Linked DNA regions of Mus musculus: region 2 is linked to region 1. Evidence: chromatin loops called from intact Hi-C (ENCODE). Cell type or tissue: heart. All regions are shown on one strand.

Region 1 (5,000 bases):
GGAGCATTTTACAAAGAATCCAGTTTTCAGGCTGCTTGGGGTACACAGGAAATGGAATTTGATCCCAAGTCTGGAGGACATGATACTCTCCAGTGACAAAGAGTTAATGTGGGCGTTCAAAGCCACGCTTGTAAGAAAAAAAAATATCTGAAAGTTAAGGCAAGTAAGGAGTCCCAGAGGCACATGACTGGACTGTTATTCATGTCTTGCCTTAGATCCATACTGAAAGCACCCAGAACACCCTGCCCAGGGACTCAAATACTGACAAAGTATCCTTTTCATGCCCTATTAAAACTGCTAGGTACATTTGATACAAGTTACTTTCCTAAGGGCACAGGGAGTACCCCATTCTGAAACAGGCTGAGTGTAATAGGAAAACCATTTCTTATCTCTCCTGATAGCTTTGAAAGCATGGGTCCCAGGTCCTGGCACCATTACAACTTATTTCTTATTAGGAACAAAATTTCTCGGGTCCCTATCAAATCTGAAACCCTGGAGTTTTGGGTCATCTGTAATATGATTTAACCAACCTTCTGGGGGTGTCTGTTCCTCTTTACATTTGAGAATCATTTTTAGTCTACCGATATTAATTCCACATAGCCCTTGTGACAGGTAAGAAGATTTACCTGAAAATTGTCATTGACATCTCCCTTTGCAACTCGGAGCCTGGCAACGCTGGCCAGATCCCTGGTGAAGATGCTCTGGATGGGTACATCCAGCTCCGCGCTCTCCATCTTATCACAGTCTATGTAGAGTTGAGCCCGGTCCTCTTGAACAAACAGCGTGATGCTCTTCCACTGGCCAGTGGCCAGGAGAGCTTCCTCCACTGACACCACTTGTTGCTTCCCTGGCAGGCTCAGGCTCAGGTCCAGGGTGCCAGCTTTGCCGTTGGAGACCACACTGAAGATCTGGCCAGTGTTGTCTTTCCGTTCCACAGCCAGGAGTGTGCCCCGGGTCTTCTTCATCTGCCTCAAGGAAGCCAGGAAGATGAAGCCTTTGTCGGCCCACACAGCGTCCAGTAGGTCTTGGAACTTGTCATCCGGCACAGCGGGGATCAGGTTGGCATTCTCAATGCGGAAGGCGGGGCTGGATAGATCTTGGCCCTTCACCAGTCGGCGACCGGGGCCCCTTCGTGCACCTCCAATGAGTTCAAAGATGTCAAACACACCGTTATCTCCCCCAGACTCTGTAAGGAGAGAGAAGACAATCGGCTTTCTAGGCTAGGTATAAGGGGGTAAAGTTCTGGCTGTGAGGAGCCAAGGTGGGAACTCGTGACAATAATGGCAATTATGGAAAGCTGAGCGAGGGAAGCTGCATCCTTATCAGGAGATAAGGACTCCAAGGAAACACAGGAGCTATCGAGAGAGAGAGAGAGAGAGAGAGAGAGAGAGAGAGAGAGAGAGAGAGAGGAGAAGGGGGAGGAAAATGAATATATCACAAACTCACCTGGAATGCGGTTGCTTCCACACATATGCAACAGGAACAGGACACCTAGTCCCCGCAGGAGCTCCATGGTGGAGCCTTTGTGCCCAACACGGAGCCTGTAGCAAGAAGCACAGGAGGCCAGAGTCAGAGACCAGGAAGCAAGGTGGAAGGGCAGAGGTGTGTGTGTGTGTGTGTGTGTGTGTGTGTGTGTGTGTGTGTGTGTGTTTCTTCTTTTGCCCCATATGTGCTGAAAAAGAAGGGTTTACTTTCCAAACGGTATCCAGTATAAAAAGAGCGCCAGAGGCAGGGGGATTGTTGGAGTTCCAGGATAAAGGGTATAAAGTGACTTGGGTCCGTCCCCTCCCCCCCGCCCCTTTAGACAAGATTACAGAATGTATTTTGGATGGCGACAGTCAGGGGTAACCTGGAGACTACTGGGGAGAAAATCTTGGGGTGTCTTGGAGGTATAGTTTGTGAACCCGAAGGCTGAAGAGAACCAGCTCCGGAAAGTTCTTTCCAGGGGATAGACGGGGCAGGATAAAGGAGTTAGGAAAACCAGAAGGGGAAGAGTAGGAGATGAGGAGTAGCGCTGATCATCTGCAGCCTGGGGCTTTGAGGTGGCCGGCCAGGTGCTCCGCAGAGGCGGGAGGTTTACCTGTGTGCACCGGGGCTCAGTAACCCGGAGAGGTGGCAAAGGTGAAGTGAAGGACAAGGACGCTGAGTCCGGTGAAGACGCTGAGACTGCCGGTGCGCCGGGAGAGACCGTGGCAGAACTGGATAGCAGCTTCGCGATTGCCTGCAGAAGTCCGATGAGGCTGGCTGACTCCAGGCAGTGGCTGGCTTGACTGAGGAGCCCAGGACCTTTTAAAGAGGCAGGAAGCAGGGAGGGGGGAGGGTTCTCGGGGGCGGGGGCGGGGGACGGGGACGGACGGGTTCATTTCTCCGCCCCCTGCTGCTTGGCGCACAGCTCTCGGGCTGAAAGTGAAGGGGGAGACTCCGATCCCGCACAGGAGCCCTGGAACTTGTCAGAAAAATAGGTCTCCGCCCACGCAGCCTTGGCGTACTCAGCCTTTAGCGCTTAGGATCTTGCGCCATGTGAACTGGAGACGTTCTGCATGAGAGTCCCCAGACGCGATGCTTCTTTGGGGACCACCTAAGACCCTTTAGGGAGGCTTTCATTAAAGCACATCTCCTTGAATAATTCCATGACAGAGACGCTTGGGGATCGAGACAGTCTGGTTTAAAAATAAAAGAGGGCAAAAGGTTGGACCCCTTAAAGGAAGCTGCCTCCTGAGTCAATCCTGGTGGGTGGGGGATCCCATGTCATCTATACTTTGCGCTTCACTCCTGTCCCGCACGCCTGCCTTCCGTCTGACTCACTAAGGGTGTCAGCACGGTGTTGCACAGGGCCAGCAGGACCGTGCACGGAGGTCGCCTTCCGACTCACTGTCCAAGTCGAGAGTTTTTTCCCCAGTTCTACTTTGCTTCCTCAGATGGCCGCTTGGGGGCGGTATATGTATTCTGATTTAGGGGATCCTTTCGGAGAGTTTTTAGCGGCATTTTAAGGAAGCGAATTTATATCCCGCTCCCTCAAGGCAAAATTGAAATTGTGTCTTGAAAAACAATTTTGTGCCCACTCGTGTTTCTTAACGTGACTCCCGATAGGAGAATTTGCTGAACCATCTGGCTCCAGGATCTTACACTATTTACAGAACGGACCCGTAGAGTTATAAATTACTCTCTACCTATTATTTTATTTCCCATCTTTCTCCCTAAACAGTTTTTTTTTCATTTTTTCGGCTCCCAAAACCGAGGTGTGGTTTACATTTCTGTGGGTATACACTTTTCCATCAGTAGACTGCTGCCTGATCCTTTGTCTCTGAAGTCTGGTCTCAATGCCATCGGTCCGGAGCCAAGATGACTCCAGCTGCCTGGAATTCCATTCATCTCTTTGGGAAGGGACGTCAGCGGCGGCGATGCTTCTCCAGCTGTGGCCCTGCGTGAGCAGGCTTGGCTCTGAGTCCAGGGATCCAGGTAAAAGCATCACCAAATAAGGATCTTGGCAGAATCAGGGCGGGGCCGGCTGAGGGACAGCTGGGGCTCCCTCCCCTTATCAGTTACACCTGGCTGGACTCCCAAACCTTGGAAACACCCAGGACTTTATGCTCATCACACAGCAATTTCACTTTCCTTGTGTGGGAGGGAGTGTTCGGTGACAAGGTGTGTGAGTGTGCGTGGTATGTGTGCGTACACGCAAGGAGGGGCTTACAGAGTGTTTCCTAGTTACTCCGGGTACACAGCTACACAGCCAGTGCCTCTTGTAGATAAGTACGTTCCCAAGATGTGTTTGTTTATTAGACTTCAGATACTCAGAGCCAGCAGTAAAAGTTTCTACTGGTTGATTAGTCAAGTTAGATTCCTGCCCTTGAAGTCACAGGCCCTGACTCAGCCACTGAATCTGAAGATTCGGGATCATCAGGCAGGCTTGCTCTTCGCTTCCAGTTCCTTCCGCAGGTCCTCTTTGCTTTGTGGAAGGCGATTGCTTTAAATATCCTGCTCAGCACTAATTCTTCCTGCAGGAACCTTTGGGACTGCCCTGGGAGGGCTGGTCTTGAGACCCTCTTTCCTCATGAGTTTTGTACCACAGAGGTGAATGTCAGCGGCCCACAGACAAGAGCTTCTCTCCTTGTGTAAAGCCACCAACTTCCCTAGGCCCAGCTACACCTTGCTGATGGATCAGGAGCAATCAGGGTCTGCCCCTTTGGGCCATGTGCTGTCCAGACTGAGGGGGTGTGGACAGTTTGTAACTTGGCTCCTTTCAACAACACAATACAAGTTTTGACCTCCTCCACACCTTTCAGATAAGGCATTATGGGAGAGCTTTGTTGTACTGAAAGCTGGCAGTGGCCTAGGAGATGTTGAATACAAACATAGAGTCTTTCCCTAAACACAGCATGACAATCCAGCTGTCCTGGTTTGCAGGAGATGAGGTTCCTAGGCAGCTATGAGGTCTCACCCATATTCCCAATCACCACCACCCAAAGTCCCGATCATCATGTGCTGTGAGCAGATGACAGAAATTCAGCACACTCTTGGGATGTTGTAGAGAAGCAAGGGAAAAAGCAGGAGTTACTATCTTTAGTAGGGAGAATACAGTCTGTCTGTGTGAGTTCATATGTGTGTGTGTGTATATGTGCATGTGTATGTGTTTATGTGTGTGTTTGTGTATGTGTGTGTATGTGCATATGAGCATGTGTGCATGTATATGTTTGCCTGTGTGTACGCTACCCCCTTCTTGTGTGTGTGTGTCTCCTCAGTGAGTGCAAGCATGGATCCCCTCCTGCTTCTATACCTTATGTCTATTATTTTCACTTGTCTTCCATCCACCCTTCCTGTTAGGCCTCATGGTCCTCTGTCATAAATCCTACTTTCGTGCCCTCTCCCATTTAAATATAGATTGTGCATACTAGAGAAACTGTGACATTTGTCTTTCTAAGCCTGTCTTATCTCACTTAACATAATGATCTCTAGTTGCATCCATTTTCCCACAAATGTCATAACTTCATTATTCTTTA
Region 2 (5,000 bases), 73 kb after region 1:
TAATTAATGTTCAGAATCATTCATCAATTAGCCTTGAGTCTCACAACTAGTTAAGTTCAAGGCTGAGGTCAGAAGTCAGGTGTCCTGGTTTTCTGAGCGATGACTCCCTAGATGTTCCTCTCCTTCCGGCTTTCACTTTTACATTTCTCAGCAAGCCAGGAAATATACCTGAAAGTGGGGAAAAAGAGACAGAAAATAAAGCCCCGTTTTGCTTGGAAAGCCCCCCCCCCAAGAACAACCATTTATATGAGCAGAGTTAAATTGATGTGAGATGCAGTGAACTTCCTTGTTAGAGACTCTTGTTAAATACTTTCAATTGTTCCTGCTGGAAGACACATTGTTTTCTTGGAAGTGTAAGCCAGGAAGATCTACCTGTCAGTCGGTGTCAATGGCAGGTGAGGAGCTTGCCTGATAGAAATTCTAGTGAAGGAGAATGATGAGGTGTCTCAGTGGGTAATGATGCTTGCCACCAAACTCGATGACCCAAGTGTGAGTCTCAAGGTCCACATGGCAGATTGTGAGAACTGATTCCTGCAGGTTGATCTCTGACTCTCATTCCTGAAATACAAGGGACACCCAACACATGGACAGCCTCATCCCCTTTCATTTTGTCGAAATAAAAAGTCATAGTGAAAAAAAAATACCAAGATAATCTAGTACTATTGTATCAAAACCTGTTAGAATTGAACTCCTGATTCTTATTATTTCTAATAATTATTGGTGTCCATGAATGTCTACCATAGTAGGATGTGCACAGGGGAAACTTGACCAGAGAGAGACCCTGCCCTGCAAGGTAGAAATTTGAACTGCACCATCTGTATCATCCCTTCCTGTCACAAGAGATCCTGACCTTAACTGAGATCAAAGACTGAGTGAAGATTTCTAAGATAAAGCCAGAAACACTGTGGTTTGGGTTAATAGAATGGTGGGAGACCAACAAGGGATCACTGAAGAGAAGTCCTTTAGTGAGTTTCCACAAAGAGTTTGCATTCTCCATCATCTCAGAATCACTGGGATTCTTGTGGAACTTGGCACGCCCCTCCTGAGGATCTTAACACCCACCGGTGACTTACCTCAGGGGGAAGTTTGGAATCGGCTCCTTGTGACAGCTCTATTACTCTTGTAGCTGAGAATGAAAGCCATTGAAATAACAACAGCTGAGACAAATATCTGCATAATCTGCAGAGAGTAATCAATATTTGTAAGGGAAGTAACTTGGCAAGAGTGTGAACGTTCCTTTTCTGAAGTGTGTTTAACCTTGCAGGACCTTTTCCCTAGATTCTTAACCACGGTTTAATGCATATTCTCGGGTCAGTCTTCTTGGAGGTATCTAAGTCCCTTTTATCCTCCTAGAGTTTTGGTGTAATGACAGGAGGCCTGATGAAGCAAGGCAAAGAAATGGCTGGTTCTGTTCCCTGGAGCCCTCTCCATTGTGGGCATGTACTGTCTGATTAGCTCACTGGAGGCGCAGCTGCGAGCAGGCCTCATCTGCATGCCCCAAGGCAGAGGAGAAGGCTTCCTGTGAACTTCAGAACACATGTTGGCGTGGAAGGGACTTCTCATTCATTTAGAATTCCTTTGCTCCCAAATAAATGGCTGTAAATGGAGAGGAAGGGATATGATGTGTGACTAATTTCCCAGGAGGACCTAAATATCTCCACTTTGACCCCAGTGTCTTGCCTCCCCCATGTCCCCACTGAAAGGCTCATAGCAGCTTTATTACAAGGTAGGTGTTTGTGAGCCAGCTCAGGATGGGGACTAAGCACACCGCCCAGCAGGGGCGTTCTTTCCATGATGCTCAGGCCGTAGGATCTCTGTGATCTAAGCGAACAGGCAGTATGCACTGGGTTGATTCAGCCAAGGAAGTAACTTAGTGTGGCCTTATAAGGCCGTGGTTCCGGCGGAAGCAAGACTGTCTCTCTTCCATCTGAAGGCAGGCCTCTGAGCATTCCCAGATGACATCTGTGCTTTTTCCATCACACAGTTGGCCTCCTTGGCTCCTTGCGCCGCTTTGGTTGTGCAATTGGGACTTGGCAGGTTCTTTGGGCTGTGGAATCTGTACATTTTCAGCTCTGACATCTCAAAAATAGTCACTGAATCATCTTTATCAGCGTGGTTTATCGTAAAGCAGAAACTTTCTCCTCCACATCTTTCTTTTTACTATCTAGAACTAGAAACGTGATGATTTATGACGTAAGGAGGTTGCACGGAAAGAGGGCTGTCTTCAGGACTGGAGTAGGCCAGGTTCTACTCCAGGCTGCCCTCTTTCCTGTTGCAGGAACTTGAGCTTTATTTAGGGCCTCAGTTTAATCTTCTGTCAGGTGTAGAAAATAGTTGCTGAGCTAATGGAGAGATTAGATCCAATGTAAGCTAAGTGCTAGATAAATGTCTGGGCTCAGTACATTTTGTGTGAAAGAAGGCGTGGTTGAGCAAGCAGTGGTGATGTTTACACTGTAGAAATGAGGCTGGTGATGTAAATTGTGAGGTAAATCATATAAGCAATCACTTTAGCCCTCCACAAATCATACATGCACACAGACACACCACTTCTGTACACATACATATGCACATAGACTTTGGAAACCTAGACTTTTCTTTTGATGAGTAACTTGCTTCTGAGGCCAAGATTACACGTCTGTGAGTTAGGCCTCAGCCCTCTGTGTTTGTAGCTGTCTGGGAATGTCTGTGCTGGGTTCTCCTGATAGCTGTAGAGAGCAACCTGAGGCTTTCTCTTTGCAGGCATCAGGGGTGAGCAGGTATAATCTGAAGTCCTCGCTTCTAACTTTCACTGATGGCTGAGGTCTGACGCTAGGAGTTGGTCAGTGTTCTAGCTTTTGACGTATGAGAGGGTTTTTTTCCTCAGTCTTGGAGAATTATCCTATCACGGCAGCATCTGTGTTGTTCCCAACAGGGTTTATGACTGACTTTCTTTGGCACAGTGAAATAAGCCACGATCCTTTCCTCCACAAAGTCTCCCTGACATGATATTGGCCATTAGCTTTCTAATACACTTAGTCAAAGAGTTAGTGTCTAATAATTATAAAATACAAACAAATCAACGTAATGAAACAAAACAAAAGGCTGCTTGAGACAAACTTGTAAATTTGCCTCTTAAATTCTTTAGTCAGTAGATTTTTGAACCTCTCTATTGCAGCACCAAGTGGGAAAGACATGAAGGTTTCCAAGTTTGTATGTACGGAAAGGTCCACACTTTACTTCAGAAACATCAGCCAGCCGATGGTAATGGAGGAATGGGCTGGAGGGGCGTATGTCTGGAAGCTGAGGGGATAAGAATGTGCTGTGAAAGAGAGGACAGAGAGTCAATGTTGGCAGAAGCATTGATACACTGAAAATGTTGTTTGAGATAGAGTAACTGGACCTTGGTATTCTGTAACAGAAAGAAGAAAAAAAGATGGAAGACAGGATGATGCTTGTTTTTCTGACATGAGAAGACAGTCATATTTACTGAGGCAGAAGAATATCAAAGAGGGTCAGGCTGGAGGAAAAAGGCACTCCATGTTGAAACCTGAGGCGTCTATCTATCTACTGGCGATGTTGTATACATAGTTGGATATCCAGACCTGAAGCTCTGGAAAATTTGTTTTCTAAGTTGTGAAGTTATCAGCGCTAGACTGTCATTTAATTCAGGGGGGTTCATCTACCAAAAGGGTTTGATTGAGAAGTGGAGAGACACTTCTGGAGAGCCACTGTATTAAAGCTGGTGAAGGGGTGAGAAATTACAAAGGGAGAGGGAAGGAAAACAGATGGAGAGGAGGATGATGGGGAGATGAAGTAAAGATGGAGAAGTCAGGGTTTCAACACGAGGTGTAGGTCATCCGAGATGGAGACTGAGAGTTTCTTGTGGGGTTTACATGAGGAATTGCTGTTTATCTTTGCAAGAACGGTTTAAATGGATTAGTGCTGATGAATGGCAGAGATAAGTGCGCCGTGGAGGATATGGGAGGTGAACAGATGGACAAATGTGTGGGGGTGAAGACGCGGGGCACGAACTAGAAAAGCACGTGGGACAGGGCTGACTGGGAAAGCTTTGCTTTCATTTTGTTTTTTTTAAGACAGAGAGGCTTGAAGAAGAAAGGATCTTGAGATCCATGCTCCAGGAAGCAGCCTCATAAGATGGATGCCTCTTCCACTGTGAGACGAGATGGGGGACCCACAGAAGCTGGTGGCTTGAGCCGTTGGATGCATCCGGTTTTCCTGTCATCAGCTTTTCACCTCATTACCTCCTGCAGCTTTATGTTACTATTTAGATTATTATTTTTTAAAACATGAGGATTTTTTTAATGTTTAGAGTTGTGTATTCAATAAATTCAATAAACAGATAAGCAGTGATATAGCAAATACAGGCATTATAAAGATTTTTTTAAAAGTAAATGTCTGTTTAGAATAAAATGTTGTTATAAAAGCCAGAATTGGATTCTAATAAAACAATTTAATAAAACAAGGCACAATGTTTTAAGGCAAAACTTATAAAGAAAGTGTATAAAGTTAATATGATTCTATTAAAAATATCCTTTGTGGGAAGAGGCACAAGATTTAAATAGCTTATAAATTTGATACAATAGGATTATATCTTTTCCAAAAAACAAAATCCACTGTTGAATCTTATATCTGAGTTCCATTTTAATTGTGTACATATTTATGCAGTTATTTATAATACACAGACTTTAAGTACAGAAAACTATGATGTCAGAGCAGAGATAATAATTTGACCAAAATAAAAGGTGACATCTTTTCAGCATCTTTTGCTGGTCTTTGAAAGTCTTAACTTTAAAAAGTCAAGACTTGTTGTTTAAAAGACTTTTCCCATTGGGTTTTTGTTTCTCACAGACACAAAGTGGGCTCAAAGTGTAACATAACACAGGAGGATTTTCTGACCTGGGAATTTCTGCTGTGGTTGGAGCTATCTGCTAGAAATGACTTTCATGACTTAACTGTAAGTCCCAGGAGCTGGGTGTCTGTCTGTCTTGGAGTCCTGTGTA

Evidence for each region. A loop is a pair of places that touch in the nucleus more often than their neighbours do. Peaks named below come from ENCODE experiments on the same cell type or tissue, not always from the same donor. Only the 100,000 strongest peaks of a DNase experiment are listed, where the experiment ranks them.
Region 2: a loop joins it to region 1, with 6 times the contacts of the local background. A loop is called at or near these places in 4 of 42 quality-filtered maps.

What each region holds. Positions count from the first base shown.
Region 1 is chr2:118,109,156-118,114,155 of GRCm38, reverse strand. Thbs1 (thrombospondin 1) reads right to left here and starts at 2,280. Exons shown (of 22, transcript NM_011580.4): 1 at 2,081-2,280; 2 at 1,447-1,541; 3 at 627-1,186. The coding sequence starts at 1,513. Gm13986 (predicted gene 13986) reads left to right here and starts at 2,954. Exons shown (of 10, transcript NR_126479.1): 1 at 2,954-3,459. In heart, CTCF peaks have their summits at 2,715 and 2,923 (motif pointing right); DNase peaks (open chromatin) are centred at 905, 2,355, 2,895 and 3,425; H3K4me3 peaks cover 3,290 bases; H3K27ac peaks cover 3,111 bases.
Region 2 is chr2:118,036,499-118,041,498 of GRCm38, reverse strand. It overlaps Gm13986 (predicted gene 13986), which reads left to right. Exons shown (of 10, transcript NR_126479.1): 5 at 4,074-4,954. Among named protein-coding and RNA genes, the nearest start is that of Gm25308, 39 kb to the left of the region's middle. In heart, no CTCF peak of the experiment used is centred here; a DNase peak (open chromatin) is centred at 1,908.